Regions from separate parts of the Homo sapiens genome. Here region 2 is linked to region 1. Evidence: read pairs that join two places in POLR2A ChIA-PET (ENCODE). Cell type or tissue: MCF 10A. All regions are shown on one strand. Links, peaks and the distances in the headings refer to the core of each region. The heading gives the core; the rest is flanking DNA.

Evidence for each region. ChIA-PET counts read pairs that join two places held together with the same protein. Peaks named below come from ENCODE experiments on the same cell type or tissue, not always from the same donor. Only the 100,000 strongest peaks of a DNase experiment are listed, where the experiment ranks them.
Region 2: POLR2A ChIA-PET joins it to region 1 with 5 read pairs; 2 of 35 experiments call an interaction of 5 or more read pairs at or near these places.

Annotation. Positions count from the first base shown.
Region 1 is chr11:10,118,512-10,129,748 of GRCh38, forward strand. All of the region lies in intron 2 of SBF2 (SET binding factor 2), which reads right to left. Among named protein-coding and RNA genes, the nearest start is that of SBF2, 170 kb to the right of the region's middle. In MCF 10A, for the core only: no CTCF peak of the experiment used is centred there; a DNase peak (open chromatin) is centred at 4,510.
Region 2 is chr11:10,184,222-10,195,458 of GRCh38, forward strand. SBF2 (SET binding factor 2) reads right to left here. Exons shown (of 40, transcript NM_030962.4): 2 at 9,681-9,766. Among named protein-coding and RNA genes, the nearest start is that of SBF2, 100 kb to the right of the region's middle. In MCF 10A, for the core only: no CTCF peak of the experiment used is centred there; no DNase peak of the experiment used is centred there.

The sequences.
Region 1 (11,237 bases), core at 1,071-9,070:
GTCAGAGGTATACATTTCAAACATATGTAAGCAGAAAATATTTACAAAGAATTTAAATTCTATAATAAATAATATTTGGTTGTACCATATATCCTCTTTCTAATGTCATGTGATAATCAGATGTAAAAATTGCTACCATCCATTTTCCATCTCCAATTTTAGAAGATGTAATGTACCTGTTCCCCCCAAAATCAGAGATGACATAATTGAATGAGTTAAAATTTCTAAAATTTCCCTAGAGGAATTTCAAAGAAAATAAGCAATTTAGTAAGAACATTAGAAAATCTCAAACATTTTTAAATGGTATACACCCTCTATCTCTAAATTACCTAAGGTTCATTTAGCAAATAACTATTGTCTTTATTCTGCTGATCACCTGAAGTACTGGAAGAAAAAAAAAAAACAAAACTAAACAAACAAACAAACAAAAAAAAAACACTCAGCATCTTCCTCTGTTAAAGTCACATCTGCAGGAAAAAGGCTACTAAAAAAAGAACAATCTGCTGTTCCAAGTTCATATCCTGCCAGTAGATATTTTGCAATTCTCAGGGTAGAACAATGTTTGAAAAAAACAGTTTTATAGGATCAAATATTTAAGGTGGAAATTCCATACTCAGAATATTTAAATGGTAGTTACATTACTAATTAATATATTTTACTAAGTCTGCCACTTTGTCCAAGTCTCCAGTTTGTACCATGTTTTCTAAAACTTTATATGACAAAGCTTGTCTTAGTACTTCCTGTTCCGCTTGTTTTTCCCATGGACTATATTTACCATTTATGATTCTCATGAGTAAATACTAGTATAAAGAATAAAGTAGAGACAATTTTTCTGAAAAAATCCAGAAAAGAATTAAAGAGATATACAGATAAAAACAATAAAGGCATAAGCAACAAACACTATTCCAGTTGAACTGTACTTAATCTCCCAAAGCAAAAGTTTAAGTTAAATAAATGTTCATTTAACTGTTCTTAGGCCACTGCAAGGTCAAAAATAGATTCAAAAGTTCTTAACCAAGTGATATGCTGTTATCTTGTATACACTGGTCAAAGTCATTGATAAGAGAACCTGACATGTCTGTTTTCACATTATTTCTTCATTTATTAAAGTGATTCTCTGTTTTAAACTCTGATGGCTAAATTAATAAATAATTGCTTAGTAAATTGGAGTCCGACAGTATGTGAACCAAAGAATGTTTAATCTCCTGGGATAAAATTATTTATAGGGTCATAAAAAAACCACCTACCTAATATCTTGTGGTTACAATTACTTATGTTTTTATGTTTATTTCAGTGTTTCTCAACTCTGTGCTGTGGAATCAACCTGGGAGGCTTTTTAAATTTTGCAATATCAAGACTCCATCTCAAATTGTATAAATCAGAATATCTTGGCAGTCGGGCCTTAGAATCAATATTTTAAATTTTCTAATTATGGTAAAAACATAAAATTTATCATCTCATCCATTGGTAAATGTATAGTTCAGTAGTGTTAACTATGTGTACACTGTTGTGCAACAGATCTCTAGAACTTTTTCATCCTGCAAAACTGAAACTCTATACCCACTGAACAACTCCCCATTTTCCCTTCCCCTAGCCCCTGGCAATCCCATTCTACTTCCTGATTCTATGAGTTTGACTACTTTAGAGACCTGTTATAAATGAAATTATTAAGTATGTGTCTTCTCATGACTGGCTTGTTTCACACAGCATAATGTTCTCATGGTTTATCCATGTTATAGCATGTAATAGGATTTTCTTCTTTTTTAAGGCTGGATAATATTCTATTGAATGTATATACCACATTTTCTTTATTCTACTGACAGACATCTGGGTTGCTTCTACTTCTTGGCTGCAGTAAATAATGCTGCAATGAATATGGGTGTGCAAATATCTTTGCAATTCTCCTTGAAGTTCTTCTGGAAGTACACCCAAAAGTGGAATTGTTGAATCATTCAGTAAATATAATTTTTTTAATTTTTAGTTTTAATTTTTTAAGGACCCTTCATACTGTTTCCCACAATGGCTGTACCATGTTACATTCCTGCTAATAGGGCAAAAGGGTCTAATTTAATCCACATCCTCAGTAACACTTGTTGTTTTCTGTTTGTTTTTTCTTCTGTTTTTTTTGAGACAGAGTCTCGCTCTGTCACCCAGGCTGGAGTGCAGTGGCGTGATCTCAGCTCACTGCAACCTCCGCCTCCGGGTTCAAGCGATTCTCCTGCTTCAGCCTCCTGAGTAGCTGGGATTACAGGCGTGTGCCACCACGCCCAGCTAATTTTTGTATTTTTAGTAGAGATGGGGTTTCACCATGTTGATTAGGCTGGTCTCGAACTCCTGACCTTGTGATCCACCTGCCTCGGCCTCCCAAAGTGCTGGGAGCTAGCAGGCGTGAGCTACCGTGCCCAGCCATGCCCGGCTAATTTTTTATATTTTTGGTAGAGACGAGGTTCCACCACGTTGGCAAGGCTGGTCTCGAACTCCTGTCCTCAAGTTATCTACCTGCCTCGGCCTCCCAAAGTGCTGGGATTACAGGCTTGAGCCATCACGCCCCGCCTGTTTTTTGTTTGTTTGTTTGTTTAATAGTATCCAACCTAATGGGTGCGGTGTGACATCTCATTGTGGTTTTAATTTGCATTTCTCTAATGATTAGTGATGTTAAGAAACATCCACATAATAACATCCAGTCAGAAATACGGGATCAGCACTCAGAAGATAATGCATAGATAGGTAATGGTTGAAATACAATTAGATGAGAGACAAAACTTTCAAGTAAGACTGGTTTGCTTCTTCCATCTAAGACAGCCTGCTTCTGTCTTTGAAATCTCTCCAATCTCTCCTTTTTCTATATTCTTTCAATCCAATTCTGCTCTTAAGAAAGGATTTAATATGACTTGAGGAACATTTTTTATTTCTCCCAGGGACATTTATGTATGAAGTCTTAACACTGTTAAAGGAAAGATATATCCCCCTCCCACCACCACATGGTAAGGAGGATGGGATAAAGCCTTAAGACTTAGCTACAAGGCAGAGGTATGCAGGGCTAGTATTCTCGAAACCAATTTTACATATGACTAGCAGCTGATCCCCTATTTCACCTAAGACTGACAATTTTTAGAAACAAAAACAACCAACATTGATATAAAAATATGCTTTTGTACAAGCCAAGCATTTACTTGGGAACCTGTAGAATAAATTACAGTTGTCCTCTTTTACCCACAGTTTCATTTTCTGTGCCTTCAGATCTGAAAATATTAAACAGAAAATTCTAGAAATAAATAATTCATAAGTTTTAAATTTCATACCATTCTGCATAGTGTGATGAAATCTGTCACCACTCCATCCAGCCTCGGACAGAAATCACTCCTTTGTCCAGTGAATCCACAATGTGTATGCTATCTGCCCACCTGTTACTCACTTAGTACCATCCTGGTTATGATGACTGCTGAAGTATTACAGGGTTTGTGTTCAAGTAACCCTTATTTTACTTAGTAATGTCCCCAAAGTACAAGAGTAGTGATGCTGGCAATTCAGATATGCCAAAGAGAAGCCATAAAGTGCTTCCTTTAAGTGTAAAAGTGAAAATTCTCAAGTGAATAAGGAAAGAAAAAAATCATATGCTTAGGCTGCTATGATCTATGGTAGGAATAAATCTTCTACCCATGACATTGTGAAGAAGGAAAAAGAAATTCATGCTAATGTTGCTGTCACACCTCAAACTGCCAAAGTTACAGCTACAGTGTATATAGTAAGTGTTTAGTTAAGATGAAAAAGGCATTAAATTTGTGGGTGGAAGACAGGAATAAAAATGTATTCCAACTGATGGCAATCAAGTGGGTACTGTCCACAGTTTCAGGGTGGGAGTCTTCGAACATATACTCCTCAGCTAAGTGGGGACTAATATATATTTATGTATTTTAGAGTGCACAGCTAGAACTCAGAACAGGCCCTAAAAACTTGCTTAATATTTGAATTATGAGACTTTTCCAACATCTCACTTGTTCAACACCCTCAATTATGTGGCACACAGCCAAGGTCCTAAAAGTAGGCCAAACAAGCAAACTATAAAAAACTAAAATTAGATATCACAAATCTTTATTAAAAGGCACTTGATTTTCCTCATAGGAGAATCATTTGACACTCACTCAGTTATTAGATACTATTAGTTTACACATAATTCTAGCAAATTCAACTAGTCATTTTCCAATTTATAACAAATGCATTTACACTGGGGGTGAAGATGGAGACACGGGAGTCTCAGCACGCACAGTAGGCTAGGTCAGCCCTTCATACCTGCACACTTACACATTACTTGTATGCATCATTTACTAGAGTAGATTACAAGAATTGAAACTCTATAGAATAGCCTTAGTCATCAAAGGTTAAATTATATTAGTATGTGCTCTCAGAAATATGCATAGCTTGTACAGCATGTAGTTACACACACACATACACACCCATACCTTGTCTCCGTTTTTCTTCTGCTTTCTGCCAAAAGCTATTCAAACCTCAACCATTTCATGAGTCACCACACAGGCAGCTCTTACTTTGGCTTTACCTCTCCCTGCTTGGTTTCACCACTCCAATCACCTGGCTCAACTATAGAAAACCCTTCTGATTTTCCCTACTGAAGGAAACATCAGGGTTAGAGTGTCACAAAACACTACAAAACCGAAATGAATCCATGTATGCTCATCTTTGAAAGAGAAAGTCAGGGAGGAAGAGTTCGACAAACAGAAACAGGAATAAGAAGGGAAACATAGGGTTCAGCTCACAAATACTTGCAATTTATTTGAGTACAAAATATTCATTCCTCTAAGTAGTTTATTTATGACAGACACTTTGAGGTACTGTATACTCTAATCACTTGTTCTACTTTATCTGTCTTTAACATTACTAGGAAAAACTGAAGGATTTCCCTGTTATCTGGGTAGTTTTATAAATCCCGACAATAAAAAATCTACCAAGAGAATGTGATATTTAAGTTTTTGTATTCATATTTTTAAAATTCTTTTTAAAAATACAAAAATTAAAATCACTTATCCCTACTTGAAAAAAGAGAGAGAAATCTACTTCCTAACAGTGCCTAATGGTTATAGATCTCCACTAGTTCCTGTTGTATTCAGAGTCGAGTTTAATCTCTCTCCCCTAGTCTTGACTATAAAGTCTTCCTTACAAAAAAAAAAAGAAAAATATTTTCCTTACTTCCACTAACATAAATAAGCTTTATTGTCTGCATTATTCAGACCTAGGTATAAACATACACATGTAATAATAGCTTTTTAAAATAAAAATGTACATTTGTCCACATCTTGCTTTTCTCACTTAACAATGTCATTCTTTTCTACACTTCTCAAACATGGTGTATTTACCTAACAACAAGACTACTGAGACGGTTTTCAGTATTTTGCTATTCCAAGAAACACCAATGAATATGCTTATAACAAATTAGAATCTCACTATTAAAGTGTGAATATGAACAGCCTAACACTAATAGTTAGTTATAGAAACATTTTATGGTTTGGCCAACCTGATAGCCAAAATCTTCATTCACTTTTATTTTAGATTGCCTTTAAAAAATTATGACTGAGATTGCAGGCAGCTTCTCATGGTTTCTGGCAATATGTGTTTCTTCAGTGAACTGACAGTTTGTATTTTTTTGGTTGTTGTTTAGTTTTACTATTAAGTTCTAAGGTGTTTTTGATCAAGGTAATCAACCTTTGTATCTTTTAACTTGGTTGACAGTATCTACCACAGTACACTAACATTAAGAAAATTTATCCTTCCAATGGCATACTAGAAAACTGTTAACCTGCCTACTTACTCTATCTGATTAGAGTCTAGACACTGTGAAGTTCCATGTAACTTGTACATTTCCGTCCTAGAGAAAGCAGAAACCCAAAGGTTACCGTTTTATAACTTTTTAGAAAATTAACCAAATTTGTATCTAATCAATATTATTCTGAAGGCATCATTTTTCAATTTTCCTGGAAAGGTGAACTATATAAGTCCCTATTATTCAAATGCTCTAATATCAAGTTTTATTATCTTACTGGTTCCTACTTTAATTAAAATGTTGAATGAGTTTTTGACACATGTTCATTCTGTATTTTCATGAGAGTCATTTTTCTAATGTGTGAAAATTTCCTGACATTTAATTTATTTGTAGATAGAGCTATCACAATGTTATTCCTTTAAAGCACCTGGGCTTTCTCATTAACTGAGGAAGGTCATCTCCATCTCTGCACTGTGAAAAAATAAAAACAAAAAAATATATATACTCATCTATTTTCCACAGATTAAAAAAATTTTCTGGCTGGGCGTGGTGGTTCACGCCTGTAATCTCAGCACTTTGGGAGGCCGAGGCAGGCGGATCACCTGAGGTCAGGAGTTGGAGACCAGCCTGACCAACATGGCAAAACCCCGTCTCTACTAAAAGTACAAAAATTAGCCGGGCGTGGTGGCAGGTGCCTGTAATCCCAGCTACTCAGGAGGCTGAGGCAGGAGGAGAATTGCTTGAACCCGGGAGGCGGAGGTTGCAGTGAGCCGAGATCTCGCTACTGCACTCCAGCCTGGGTGACAAGAGAGAGACTGTGTCTCAAAAAAAAAAAAAAAAAAATTCTACTTAGAATTTTACCATGAATAGTATGATTATGCAGTTTTACTCTTTCAATATGTAATGAATTATATTGATATATTTCATTATAATGAAACATACTGTACATCTCAAATGAAAACTACATAGCATATTACTCTCTCAACAGACTACGAGATTCGATTTTCTAATACTTTGCTTAGGATTTTTGCAACCATATTTTCCCTTTTTTGCTATCTTCATTAAGTTTTTTTTGTACTGAAGTAATGCCACCTTCATATAATACAGTGAGATGCTTTCTATATTTTTAATATTTGGAAATAGTTTTAATAGTAATTTAAGAATTTTCAGTTACTTGTTAATGAACGACACTAGAAAGGGCAGTAAGTCTATAAAACTACATAGCCTCCTGCCTTTTATATGTGTGTCTGTCTGTCATATCTTTAACAACTCTAGATTTAAAGAAAATTGTAAATATAGAATACAGTCCTTATATACCCTTCACTCAGCATCCTCCTATGTTAACATCTTAGAGACAGGGTACAGTTGTTTGAACTAAGAAGTTAGCATTAGTATAATACTATCAACTAAGCTACAGACTCTATCCAGATTTCCCCAGTGTTTCCACTAATGTCCTTTTCTGTTCCAGGACACTATACTGCATTTAGCATCATGACTCTTTAATTGTCCTCCTCTGCTCTGTGATAATTTCTCAGTCTTTTCTTTTTTTCCCATAAACTTGGCAATTTTAAAAAGTATGAGTCAGAAATTTTGTAGAATGTTCCAAAATTTGGGTTTATTTTCTGTGTTCTCATGCCTAGACTGTGTTACGGATTTAGGGGAAGGATACCACAAAGGTGAAGTGATCTTCTCATTGCATCATATTGGGAGGTACATTCTATCCACATGACTTATTACTGGTGATGTGAATCTTGGTTACTTAGTTTTTAACAGTCCTTTTCACTTCATCCATCGTTATCAGTTTGTTCAGGTTTTCTCTCTCAAGTTTCATTCTGATACTTTATATTTTATTTTAAAATGTAATTGTCTCATCTAGATTTAATAACTGTGTATGTTTAAAACTGCACAAAATGTTTTATCATTTTTGGTACTATCTAAATCTGTGGTTATACTGCTTTTCTCAACCCTAATACTGTATATTATTGTTTTCTTTCTCTTTTTTCTTAGGCTTCTTTAGGGTATACCTAATTTGTTCATTTTTGGAGTTTCATTATCAATTATATTTTGGTTTTCTAATTTACTGTCACCGTTGAACTCTATTATGTATCAAAGGAATGGTATTTAGATCTTGATAAATGGTCAATGTGTTGACAGATCAAGAAGGAAAGAGGAAGGCAAAGGGAACAAGCCAGATGACTACAGCAATAGAAGGCTGGAAAATATGGAGCATGTGATCTGTAATCTGGTCTAGCTATAATATATAATACATGCAGGAATGAAAAAGAATAGATGTAAGCAAGCAACATTAAACAGGTGGGAATAAAATATTATATTTAGTAAATAAATACTGAAAAATTAAACACAAAATTTCATACAATCCAACAATTTTACTTCTGGGTATATATCCAAAAGAACTGACACCAGAAATTCAAACAGATATTTGTCTATCCATGCTTATGGCAGTACTAGTCACAATAGCCAAAAAGTGAAAGTAATCCAACTGTCCATCAATGGATGAATAGGTTAAACAAAATGTACTATAATCATACATCAGGATATTATTCATGTTTAAAAAGGAAAGAAATTCTGATACTTGCTATACCATGGATGACCCTTGAAGTCATTACACTAAGTGAAATAAGTAAGACACAAGAGATCAAATAATTGCATGATTCTACTTATAAAGGGTACCTAAAATAGGCAAATCATAGAGACATACAAGGGAACAGAGATTACCAGGAGGTAGGGGCAAAGGGAAATTGAGAGTTTTTTAAAAAATGAATACAGTGTTTCAGTTTCGGATGATGGAAAAGTTCTGGAGATGAATAGCAACAACAGTTGCACAACAATGTGAATGTACTTAATGCCTCTGAATGGTACACTTACAACACTTAAAATGGTACATTTTATGTGTATGCATATTTTATCATAATTTAAAAAATTAAATAAATACAGATTCCTTACTACCTGGAATTAAAGATTCTACATAATTAGTTTGAAATGTTTTTCACATATTATGCTTTACTATTTACTGACAAAGTGTCTGGCTCTCTCAAAAGAAAGTTTAAAGAATGAATGGGCAAAACTGTTTCCTCTTTTAGGCTGGTCTTAACCTCACAATATTCTAAAAGAGTCATGCTAATTCCTCCAATGCATCCTTTTCTATTGTTGTTATCTCATCAACATCCCTCCATTGCCTCCACAGTCCACCTCCCCATCTATATCTTTATCTTAACCATCTTCTAAGGGTCAGTTCTCCATGGAGTCTTTCCCAATAATTCTACTTGATGGTTCTCTATCTCTATTTTCTATCCAAAAATCCTTTTGTGTCAAAGTATGTCATTTGACTACACTTTTTAGAATTTTATCTATTAACATCACCTAACAGTTAAATATATTGTCTTTATCTACTGGAATAAGACCGAAAGCACCTTAAGAGATAGGGATTTTGGTCATGCTTCTTTTATATCCCTATATGGCCTAACACAGTGCTAAATAATACAGAACAGAATACACAAGTGGTTAAGAGCTCAAGATCTGCTGTTACTAACTCAATATAAAAACCACTTCTACCACTAAGTAGGCTACGCAAATTATGAGGCTAAGCAAGTAACGAGGTTAGGCAAGTTACTTAATCTGAGTCTCTTCTTTCTCACTTGCAAAATGGCAAGAATAAAAGTATCTATACTTTATAACATTATGTGAGCATTAAATAAAATAATGAATGTTAAAAGAACATAAGCACTCAATAAAGGTTAGCATTCAGTATTACTATTAGAAGTGTCTGATACTATTTAGCCTAAATGATGTTGAGCAAATTTCTGAGAAGTTGAATTATAAATGAAACTCGATTTTGGTGACTCTACAGCGCACTGGTGACAAACTTGAGAAAATAATACGATTAAACACACACTTGTTTGTTTGCCAGTTCTTTAGCTGTCTTCCTAACTACACTACCTTCACGAAGTCAGGCATTGTATCAGTTTTACCTACTACCATATAGAGAGCACCTAAACACAGAAGTTGGGAGAAGTATACTGCGCACAAATTTGGCATTCAAATAACTACTGAATAAATTAATCAAAAAGCTAATATTTTGTAAAATTCAAACTCAGATGCTTACATTACTAACAATAACACCTCTTCCTCTTTTCCCTGTAAGAAAAGATGATTCTGCCTCCTTGAACAGTAAAAGCAGAGATTATATTTTTTACAAAGGTAACCACAGAATATCAATCTGTTTCAGTCCCTGCCTATTTTACAACATGCTCTAATCCCAAGAACATATGCTAGATAAAGAAAAATAATCTGTAGTTGTACATTACACACTGGTTAAAAACTCTGATGACTCTGGCAATAGATGAAACTACAGTACTAAACCTCAAGGTCCTAAAGAAAATACTGCTGTTCAGACTGAAAATGAGAAACAGTATACTTTGGCAGTTTTATTAATTTATAAACTCAACTTGTAGAAAAAAGAATGCTCAACAAAATAAAAGTTGTGAATTTAGAAAGTTGCAAACATTTCATCTGTTTAAAACACGTAGGGGAAATAAGTTTGTTTTCTTTCAAACCACATTTGCTAATAAATACATGTTTATTTTCCCGCTTCTTTTCTTACCTAGTTCTATTCAGCTATCAAAACAGGAATTCCTTTCCACCTGCACCAACGTAGATAGTATCCAAACAATTAGACTACAGGCTAAAAGAGTCATGTTTCCCATGAAATACTATTTCTTACTCCTTTGTTACCATTTTCTTGGTGATAAGAAGCATTGAGAAAAATGGTTTTGTTATTTGCACGCAATTTTCTCTCTTTTTTTTTTTTTTTTTTTTTTTTTGAGACACAGTCTCGCTCCATCAGGCTGGAGTGCAGTGGCACGATCTTGGCTTACTGCAACCTCGACCTCCCCAGTTCAAGCGATTCTCCTGCCTCAACCTCCTGAGTAGCTGGGATTACAGGCATGCACCACCACACCCAGTTAATTTTTGTATTTTTAGCAGAGTCGGGGTTTCGTCCTGTTGGCCAGGCTGGTCTCGAACTCCTGACCTCAAGTGATCTGCTGCCTTGGCCTCCCAGACTGCTGGGATTACAGGCATGAGCCACCGCGCCCGGCCAATTTTCTCTCCTTTCTTCAAAGGAATCAACAGCTATATATCAAACACATAGCCATGTGCTGTGCTTAGGAAGTGAGAAAACTAAAAAATAAATTATAAGTAAGGCAGGTGCTCTCTTATATCAGCTCACACCTAATTAGATCCTCCTTTAATTTTGTTGAAAGCAATTAATTGGGAATCATCTAACTTCTAATAGGGTTTGTACACAGACATGAGAATTATTCAGTTTCTAATCTTCTGGGAAGTAAACCAAAATAGTTTTTCCAAAAATTATCTTGTGAATATTAATTATGTCTCTAAATTTTTTACCTACGGACAGCGTCTTTAATCAAATAAAAAGGCAGTA
Region 2 (11,237 bases), core at 1,524-9,523, 66 kb after region 1:
GTGAGTTTGCTTCTAGACTGTACCATGGATCTACATGTCTATTCCTTAAGCTAATACCATACTGTCTTGATTATTGAGCCTTATGGGATGTCTTGAAACCAGGTAGTATAAGTCTTCCAAACTTTGTTCTTTTTTTCCCAGATAGTTTTTGGCTACTTGCTATAAAATATGCCTTAGAGATTTATTCATTTCAGTACATAAAGCTTTATTTCATACTGTTTTAAAAAGTTAACTACAGTAAAATATATATAACACAAAATTTATCATCTTAACAATCTTAAGTGGACAGTTCAGATAGTGTTAAGTACATTCACACTGTTGTGCAACTAAACTCCAAAACTCTTTCCATCTTGCAAAATTCACAATCTATACCCACTAAACAACTTGCCATTCCTCCCTTTCCCCAGCCCCTGGCAACCACCATTCTACTTCCTGCCTGTATGAATTTGATTACTCTATGTCTCTCATATTAGTGAAATCACACAGTATTTTGTTTTGTTTTTTATTGTTGTTGTTGTTGCTTGAGACGGAGTCTCACTCTGTCGCCCAGGCTGGAGTGCAATGGCGTGATCTCCGCTCACTGCAAGCTCTGCCTCCTGGGCTCATGCCATTCTCTCACCTCAACCTCCCAAGTAGCTGGGACTACAGGCGCCCACCACCACGCCCGGCTAATTTTTTGTATTTTTAGTAGAGACGGGGTTTCACCGTGTTAGCCAGGATGGTCTCGATCTCCTAGTATTTGTGTTTTTTTGTGATTGGCTTATTTCCCTTAACATAGTGTCCCCAAGGTTCATCCTTCAGGTTGAACCTTGCATAACACAACAAATGTTGGCACATGTTGTAACATGTGTCAGAATTTTCTTCCTTTTTAAGGCTGAATAATATTCTGGGGGGGGGTGTGTGTGTGCGTGCACACGTGTATCACATCTCACTTGTCTATTCATCTGTCTATGGACATTCAGGTTGCTTCCACCATTTGACTACTGTGAACAATGCTACTATAAACATGTGTATGAATATCTGTTTGAATCCCAGCTTTCAGTTCTTTTAGGATATACCCAGAAGTGAAATTGTTAGGTCATATGGTAATTTTATTTTCAATTTTTTTTGAAGACTCTCCATACCATTTTCCATAGTGGCTGCACCATTTTACGTTCCCACCAACAGTGCACAAGAGTTCCAGTTTCTCCCTAATCTTGCTAACATTTGTTATTTTCTGGGATTTTTGTTTTGTTTTGGGGCTTTTTTTAGAGTTGGAATCTCATCTATCACCCAAGCTGGAGTTGCAGTGGTGCAAATCATAGCTCACTGCTGCCTCCAACTACTAGGCTCAGGTGACCCTTCCATCTCAGCCTCCCCAGTTGCTGGGACTGCAAATGTGAGCCACTGTGCTTGGCTTTTTTTTTTTTTTTTAATAGCAATAATAATGGGCATGCAATAGTATCTTATGGTGGCTTTAATATGCATTTCCTTAATAATTGGTGATGTTAGCATCTTTTCGTGTGCTTGTAGATCTCCTTATCTCGTACTTTTTAACAGCTGTACTATGTTCTGATGAGTGGCTGTGGTACCGCTAATTCAACGAGTCCCCATACTAATGGTCATTTAGATAGTTTCCAACCTTTTGCATACAGGTAATTCATACATACACATATATATAAGTAACCATACAAATCAGTTGGTTCTAGATAGCTCCAGTTTATGCATATTTTTGATTCAATCCTTTTCACTCTCAAAAACATTCTGGTTTGAATAAGACACAGTTACCCTAGTTTCAGATTAAGGATAAGATAAATTGCTGAAACTGAAATTAGGCATGAACGAGCTGTGATTTAATCTTCCAGGCTATTTGTTACCCAGAACTTACCTCATATTAGAAATTTAGTATTAGAAAAAGATATTTATATTTACCACTTGATTATAAAGGATACAACTAAGAAACAGACAAGTGGGAGAGATATACAGAGTGAGGTATGGCAGGGACCATGCCCTCTCTCAGGTGTACCACTTTCACAAGACATTAGTGTGTTCATTGGGCAAGCACAGCGGCTCATGCCTGTAATCTCAGTGCTTTGGGAGGGCGAGGTGAGGAGATTACTTGAGGCCAGGAGTTTGAGACCAGCCTGGGAAAGACAGACTCTGTCTCTAAGAAAAATAAGAAAATAGCTGGGCATGGTGGCACACACCTGTAGTCCTAGCTATTCTGGACACTGAGGCAGGAGATCGCTTGAGTCCAGGAGTTCGTGGTTACAATGAACTAAGATCACACCACTGCACTCCAGCCTGGATGACAGAGTATGTAAGATCCTGTGTCTCTTTAAAACAATCAAAAAAAATGTGTTCATCAACCCAAAAGCTCTCTGAGCCCTGTTATCTAGGGGTTTTAATGGAGGTTTCACTAAGTAGGCATAACTGGTTAAATCATTGCCATTGGTGACTAAACTCAATCTCCAGCCCTTCTCTCTCCCCACTGGGGGTGAAAGTTCCAACCCACTAAATGCATAATTGCTTCCTCTGGTGACCAGCCCCTATCCTGAAACTATTTAGGGCCTCTCAACCCAAGAGCCATCTCACTGGCATATAAAACACAGTAAATCACAAAGGTTTCAGGAGCTCTGTGCCAGAAACTGGGGGCAAAGACCAAACATTTATTTTTTCATTATACCACAAAGACCAAATTAATGAGGTCAAAAAATAAAATGGTCAAGGAAAATTAAGATAAGGGAAACAATCTTTGGATTCAGCATGAACAGTGTGGCAGAGGAAAGCTATTTGTTCAGTAAATCTGTTTCCTTCTTCTCCTAAGCACACATCTAGGGTTTATTTACCAATCTCCTATTACAGCTAACTGGCTTTGTGATTGACTTCTGATTAATAGAATATGGATAATATATACTGCCTCCAGACATATCCCATAAAACTAACTTTTACTATCCTCCATGCTTTCTCTTACTACTCTGACGACCAACTACTGCTGCCTAAGAAGACCCTGAGGACTGTAACCAAGTACCCCCATTTTTCTGTAGGTGATTTAATTATTCTCTTTTTCCTCTCTCTCCTCTCTCTCTCTCTCTCCTTTTTCTCTCCTCTCTCTCTCTCTCTCCCTGCGTCCCCTCTCCACCTGCCTCAGAACTTACACCTACTTGGAGGGCTTGCTGAAAGCATGTCCACTTGGCACCTTTTACAACTTTTCCCAGGAAGGTGCCAACCCAACTGCCTAGTAGATAACTGCCTGGTAGCAGGGGGACCCCTGCCTTCGCTCATCTCCTCCCCTGCCTTATAAAAATGCCTGCTTTCTGCTCCAAAGGTGAAGTGGGACATTTAAAAGAAGAATGCTTTGTGCCTCTTCCCCCCAATGAGCTTTGGAATAAACTCACTTTTTTTTTTTTTAATCAGACATCACTCTTGTTAATTGAACTCTACATTTAGTGGGCATCTAACTTGCTTTTTCGTTACAAGACCACATTTTGAAAATGGCAAACCCCACTCCCATCTACCCTACTGCCACTAATTAGCCATTATGTAAATAAGGGGAAAAAAAACCTTCTATTATGTTAAGTTACTAAGATTTCCAGGTATATCTATTACAAAAGCTAGCATTACCTTAACCAATTCAGAAAAAATTAACTTCAACTTTGTGATTTCAGAACAGACAGGACATAAACTATACTTCAGAATAAATCCCTGCAATGTGCGTGAGATAGAGGTATGAAATGAGAGTAAATAACAACAAATTGTAACATTACAAATATTAAAATATTAACAGATGATCATCTAATAACATCCCTGTAGGAAAATTATTATTATCAGAGAGAGTAAATTAACTTCGCTCAAGGCTTTTAAATTTCAAATCCCGTATTCTTTCTACTGAACCACATTAGTCTCTTAGAGAAATTGGGACAGCAAATGAAGACTCACTGAAAACATTTTATAATAAAGAAGAAATAGGATAGTAGCTAAAACATAAAGTCAAGAAATTTTTTTTTGCTAAAATTATAGATACAATGGAAATGGGATGAATAGAAATAGAATAGTAGCAAAAAGGAACTGGAACTTAAGAAGTACAGGATAAGCCATAAGGGTGATATGACAGACAAGCACATGAGAGATGAGTAGCAGTATGATACCATGTAACGAAGTCCAGGCTGTCCGCAAACAATACACAGATGTAGTGGGTCAGGCCTGTGTAGCTCTACATCTTCCTCAGGAAGTTCTCTTTGGTCTTAAAGCATCAGGTAGAGCAGAACCCTAGCATGACAAGAAAACTTTGTCTAAAGTGGTTCTGAGAGCAGAAGTGAAGTACGTGACTGTAGGGGAAAGATTTTCTAGCATAACTGAGGGTATCGATGCACTGACAAAATAAGCAGAATTGAGAGACACTAGTTCTAGTACAGGATAAACAAACCATTGTAGTGAGTATGGAGGAGTGTATTAGAATCATAACACCAAGATTAATTAATCTCTTCCTCAGAGATGATAAAATAATCTACTACCTCACATGCACTTTCCAGACTTCATGAGGTTCCCTGCCCTGTGGTTTTATTACTTCAAAGAGACAACAGTCTGGGAGTGGGTACCAAAAATATGAGCTCAAACCACCATTTTCTAGCTTAAACTCCATTTATATCCACTTGCTTTGTTGTGAACATAACTTTTAAAATCCTTTTTATAGTTCTTAGTATGTTTTAAAAGCCAGGTCTTCATACTTCGTAGCAGTTTTCTTAAGTTTTCAGCCTCAACTCTATGCCAAATCAAGAGTCCTTCCACACACGGTTTATACCAAGCTTTGGACCATCTTTAAAACTGTGTATTTTACCTCGCACCTTACCTCAGGACAGAGGCTTTAGATTCCATCTACAGTATCTACCATACATACCTTTTATAAACTTTTTAAAATCTGTCTTCTTCTATTTCTCAAACCTCTCTAGCTGGATAGTATCTGCCTATCTTTATTCTAAATAATTACTTATAAATCTAGCTTTATATACTCACATGCAAGAACTTAAATTTTTACTTATTATATTTCATTTTCTTAAACATCCCATAACTCCTGCCTTTTAAAATGTTTGTGAACCCTGATTCTGTCATCTCATTCTCCTTTCAAGCATATTCTTCTACAAAAAGGAAGAGAAAAGTCTCTTCTAACCAAACAGTATTTACATCTATGTCAGATGGATGATTGCTACCCATTTATTGTATGTATTGCATTCTAAACAGCTTAAAGAATTAAAGCATTACATGGTACTTATATTTACCTCTCTGTCCTCAAATAACATCCCATATTAAAGCTACTTTTCCTATGTTACACCTGCACAATGTGGAATACAAGCTCTTTTTCCTCTCTTCTCCTCAATCTACATTTACAGAAGACTGAATTCATAGGGCAGGTAGTCAAATTGCTAGTGTATAATTTAAATAACAGAACCAATTTCGTAAGAACATTAAAGTTAGAAATTCTAACTGAATGCTTCTCTTTTTCAAGCCACAAAATTTATTTACTACAGTACTTTAGTCTTCTAAAAAAATCAGGTACATCTAACAAAAACCTTAGTACAGGCATGCCCTACTGAGATTGTGGCATATTTTCTGAATAATGATATAAAAAAATTCACTCCTAAAACAGGGCATCTTAAAAAGGAGCTAAGGTCGGCTGGGTGTGGTGGCTCACATCTGTAATCGCAGCACTTTGGGAGGCCAAGGCAGGGGGATCACCTGAGGTCAGGAGTTCGAGACCAGCCTGACCAACATGGTGAAACCCTGTCTCTACTAAAAATACAAAATTAGCCAGGTGTGGTGGCACATGCCTGTAATCCCAGCTACTTGGGAGGCTGAGGCAGGAGGACTGCTTGAATCTGGGAGGCAGAGGCTGCAGTGAGCCAAGATTGCGCCACTGCACTCCAGCCTGGGCAACAAGAGTGAAACTCCGTCTAAAAAAAAAAAAAAACAGGAGCTAAGGTCAAAACAATACAATTTTGCTTTAATTCTTTAAGCTGTTTAGATGTCTCTGATCTAGCCAATAAAAATATTGTTCATATAATCAGGAATAGATTGTTAACCATAGAATGCCTCTGAAAAACAATTTTCTTTGAAATGCTGTCACTAAAATTAACTGCAACTTTATTTATATGACTGTCTGTGGTTTTCGTGTATGCCTAAAAAGCACAAGAGAAAGATAAAAATATCCCAGAATTGGAAAAGTAGTCATTATGTTTGGTTTAGCTTACTTTCATATTTTTATTTTTAAAATCCATCCGAATTAAAGTTTACCATTTTTCAATAGAAAAATAGAAGGCAATTTCTTTATGTAAAAATGGAAAAAGAAATTCAGCATCCTCTAAATTAAATTTGGAATTTGATTAGTGAATGAATGCCTAAAATCCTTTTCCACCAGTTGTAAGGCTGAACACATATCTATTTTTCATTTAGAACTTACATACATCAATTATGTGTTCCCTGGGAAGGAGAAGTGGCAACAGAAAATAATTTGAATATAATATTATATTGTGAGCCCATGTGTGTTCTCAGATAAAATAAATAATAAAGTTGGTCCCTATTCAATAACACAGCCTTCTCTTAACATTTCTCAACCTTAGTTCTTCCAAATCACAGAATTCTACATTTACACTAAAAGACTAACCATTTACACTAAAATGCTAACCACAGCTAAAAGTGTCACTCCTAGAAATCTCTCAGATCTTGGCTGACACTAAGAGTCAAAAGATCAGGGTTTGAATCCTAGCTCTGCTGTATCCTTGCTGTTAGATCTCAGTAAAGTTATTTAAATTTCCTAAGCCTCTGTTTACTTATTTGTGAATTAATATACTACCACCATTATGTACGTGAGTTCATCACAATCTATTAATCCTATACAACTGCTACATATTAACATGAATGTTACATGCTAATGTTGTTCCACCATTATGGAAGGGGTAAGAATTTTTCCCATAAATCATCAGAAAAGGGTCACGACTACACTGGAAACAACAAACCACTTAAGGATTAAGCCAGATCACCTTCAATTAGACTAAAATTTTATTATATCTATCTTTGGTCTTGAAGCCGCAGGGTTACTCAAGATCACATAAGGCATCACAATTATTCAAGCTATTGTTGTTCATATACAGAATATTCACACTCTCTAAAGATATGCAAAAATAAGGCAATAAAGACTGGACAATAAAAAATTAATAGTGATTTATTCTGTTTTTAAAATGGACTTTGATAGATGTAAGATAAATTTATTTTGTACTTGACAACACCATAGACATTAAAGAATTGAAATTGCGATCCATTATGGAAAAAGGAAAAGGAAAAAGAAAATTTCTGACGTAATCCAACAGATTACTCTTTAAATATTAATCTAGCCCAACAAATCTTGAAATGCTATGCTAAGAATATGCCAAGAAGTCATCTAGGAAAATCTTAGGGAGGAAAAGTTCTGTCTAACTCTTAGCACCTCCATTTCACTATTCTAACAGCACATGACTCCACTTATTGGAGAAACATTTATAGCACTTGAACATGGCAGTGTCTGTCATACAAAGAGAAAATATCTATTTACTAAGTAGTAAAATCAGTATGTTTCTCTCCCTTGCTACTGGAGAAATAAGAGAGGTATCATAGGTATCTATTCTCTTGGTTTTCAAAACAACACTATCCTTTCTCTGTCCTAGCTAAATAGCTATGCCAATCCATGATTTCCCTTCTCCCTCTATGATGTCTGTTGGTTCCTGAAACTTATGAAGGTGAGTCACTGCTCATACTGTTAAATTGGTATAGTTTATATCTCTCCACACTTTGATGTGAATGGAGGTAGGAACCCACAATAAGTTCTAACAGGTCCCTAGCACCAAAAATTTCCCCTCAATCACACTAAAAGGGACATTGAAACAGGGTTTAAAAGCTTTTATAGAACAAATGCCTGCTTATTCACACTGTAAGGCCAATTACTGGTATTTGCAGGCATATGGGGAAAAAGAGAAAGGAATGCAAAGGGCTTTCCAAAAAGCCATTTTCCTTGGATCCTCACATTCCTTCCCCATTTTTAATGCCAAAATTCAAGATTTACCCCCTCTGTAGGCCTACAGAACCCTCAGCTTTCTTTACATGGCTGAGTTATAACAATCAAAACTAAGCACCTAGCAATGTATCTTTAATTTTCAGTGAAGCAAAACTGGACAGTTATTAGCTACGACGAGAAAATTTACAATTTTCAATACAAAATATCTAACAGATATTTCTGATCCATGCCAACAAGAGAATGAACAATTGTTCCTGTGGGTAAGGTGCTGAGATATGTTGAACAAACAGCAACAATACTAATTAAACAATGGGACAACTCATTTATGGAAGACATTGTTCTAATCATTTTATGTGTATTTTTTCCACTTTATCTTTACAACAACCTATGAGATTAATATAATCATTATCCTCATTTTATAGATAAGTATTCTGCTGGCTCAAAGTAGTTGAGCAACTTGTCAAAAGTCATACCACGCAGCTGAGATTTTAACCTAGGCACTCTGCTCCAGAGCCTGCACTCTTAAGTATCATGTTATACCAAATGTCCTCTCAACAGGACTGCTTTGAAGACACTGCTTCTATGTGTTTATGTGTGTGCATATCCATAAACACAATATAAATAAGTACACACACACACCCCCAGTAAATCTGGAGAACCAAACTTCGTAGACATATTACAAAGTACTTTAGTAATCACCTTTCTAGTCCCTCAGTTTACCACCATGGATCCACCACCAGATAGAATATCTTGGGTAGCATAAATTATGTTCAACCAATAAATTCCTTTAAAACGGGTAACAACAACAACAAAAGGAGTTGAACTGCACTATTATAAAATAACCTTCAGACCTTGTAGCTAAAAACAAAAGAAATCTAATTTGTGATTTTAAGATCAAATTCAAGCCATGACTGGTCAACATTAAATGAACTTTTGGTTTTTTATTTATCTGTGTTTTTTGTTTTGTTTTTACTAAGACAATAACCTGGACATTTTCAGGAAAAAAAAAATATATATATGTGTATCCCTGAAGTTACTAGGCTAAGACTTTTACTAAAGAAGCAGTGGAATTTTTCTGCTTTTGAGTATATGAAAATCATCAATTTCATCTTTTTTTTTTTTTTTTTTTTTGAGAGGGAGTCTTGCTCTGTCGCCCAGGCTAGAGCGCAGTGGCACGATCTTGGCTCACTGCAAGCTCCGCCTCCCGGGTTCATGCCATTCTCCTGCCTCAGCCTCCTGAGTAGCTGGGACTACAGACGCCCGCCACCACGCCCGGCTAATTTTTGTATTTTTAGTAGAGACAGCGTTTCACCGTGTTACCAGGATGGTATCAATCTCCTTACCTCGTAATCCGCCCGCCTTGGCCTCCCAAAGTGCTGGGATTACAGGCATGAGCCACCGCGCCTGGCCCTCAATTTCAGCTTTAATATTAGAAATTTAAATGAGAAAAAGAAGAGCAAAATAGGCATTCTAGAATTAATATATTCAAAGATGACCGTACTTGAGGGACTAGGAGGGAAGATAACTATTTCTAGTACTGTAATATCTTACAATTAAATTATCAAATTATTTAACAGCAAATGTAACATAAATGTAAAAATCAATGTGACAAAAAAGAAAAGTAACATTATAAATATGCAATAATACAACAACCACTTACCAACTCAATTCCCTGTGGAAAAGGTGTATCATCCCAGTCCTTCTGTGGAAATCTCTGGATTATTTTCCCCAGACCTTCTCCTGATCCTGTTAATAAAATCAAAGTGAATCATTATTATAGGACACTAAAAACTACAAATACTCATTCTACTCTTACTTATTTCTAAATGAATATTTGGTAAATAAGTTAATAAACTGATTAAACATTTTCAAGTTTTAAAAAACATGTGAGTATGCATCATCTAAACATTATGCAGTAGGACCTCCATATCCATGGGTTTTGCATCTGCAGGAGACACCCAACCATGAATTGAAAATATTTGGGATGAAAAAAACAATAAAATTAACAATGCAACAATTTAAAAATGCAAATCTTAAAAATACAGTATAACAAATATTTCCATACCATTTTCATTGTATTAGGTATTATAAGTAATTAAGAAATTATTTAGAGTATATAGGAAAATATGCATAGGTTATATGCAAATACTACACCATTTTATATAAGGAACTTGAGCATCCATGGATTTTAGTATCCGTGAGGGTTCTGGAACAAATCCCCTGCAAATACCCAGGGATGACTATACAGAAATAACAGGCAATCTCTATTCTATAAACACTTTTTTTTGAGGCAGAGTCTTGCTCTGTTGTCTAGGCTGGAGTGCAGTTGTATGATCTTGGTTCACTGAAACCTCCGCTTCCCGAGTTCAAGCGATTCTCCTGGCTCAGCCTCCCGAGTAGCTGGGATTACAGGCACCCACCACCATGCCCAGGTAATTTTTGTACTTTTAGTAGAGATGGGGTTTCACTATGTTGGCCAGACTGGTCTTGAACTCCTGACCTCAAGTGGTCCACCTGCCCTGGCCTCCCAAAGTGCTGGGATTACAGGTGTGAGCCACTGCACCTGGCCATTATTCTGTAAGACTGACTGATACGTATGAAAAGCTAAAAAACACTAGCCAGAGGCATTGAAATCTAGTCTCTACCACGTTATGGGAGTAACTGCCCTTTGTGCCCCAATAAGGAAATTAATCCCAAATTGAAATTTAAGAAGAACTTTTCTATGGAGATGAAATAATTTCAAGTAACAAATGAAATGGCACTGCTAGCACTAAGTTTCAGTTATGGGCTATAAATACTGTTACTGGTTAAAGTTTCTGAGGCTGGCCTGGGAACTTGACCATTGTTTAGGCAGGGTTTCCCAACATCAGCACTACTGACATTTGCAGATGGATACTTCTTTGGGGGAATGGGGATTGTCCTGTGCATTGTAGGATGTTTAGCAGTATTCCTAGTCTCAATTCCTAGATTCCAGTAGCACCCTCTACCACCAGCAAGATGTTACAATGAAAAATGTCCCCAGATGTTGACAAACGTTCCCTGGGTTGAAGACCACAGATCTCTATCACTGTTGTTATAAAATTATCCTGTGACACCGAAGAAGGAATCAACTTCCCATTGAACTTTGGGGATGTAATTTGTGAGTAAACTGGGGATGGAAGGTACATGTTAAATCTAAACTAATTCTTGCTATAGTTTTTTAAGATCTTCATGTTCC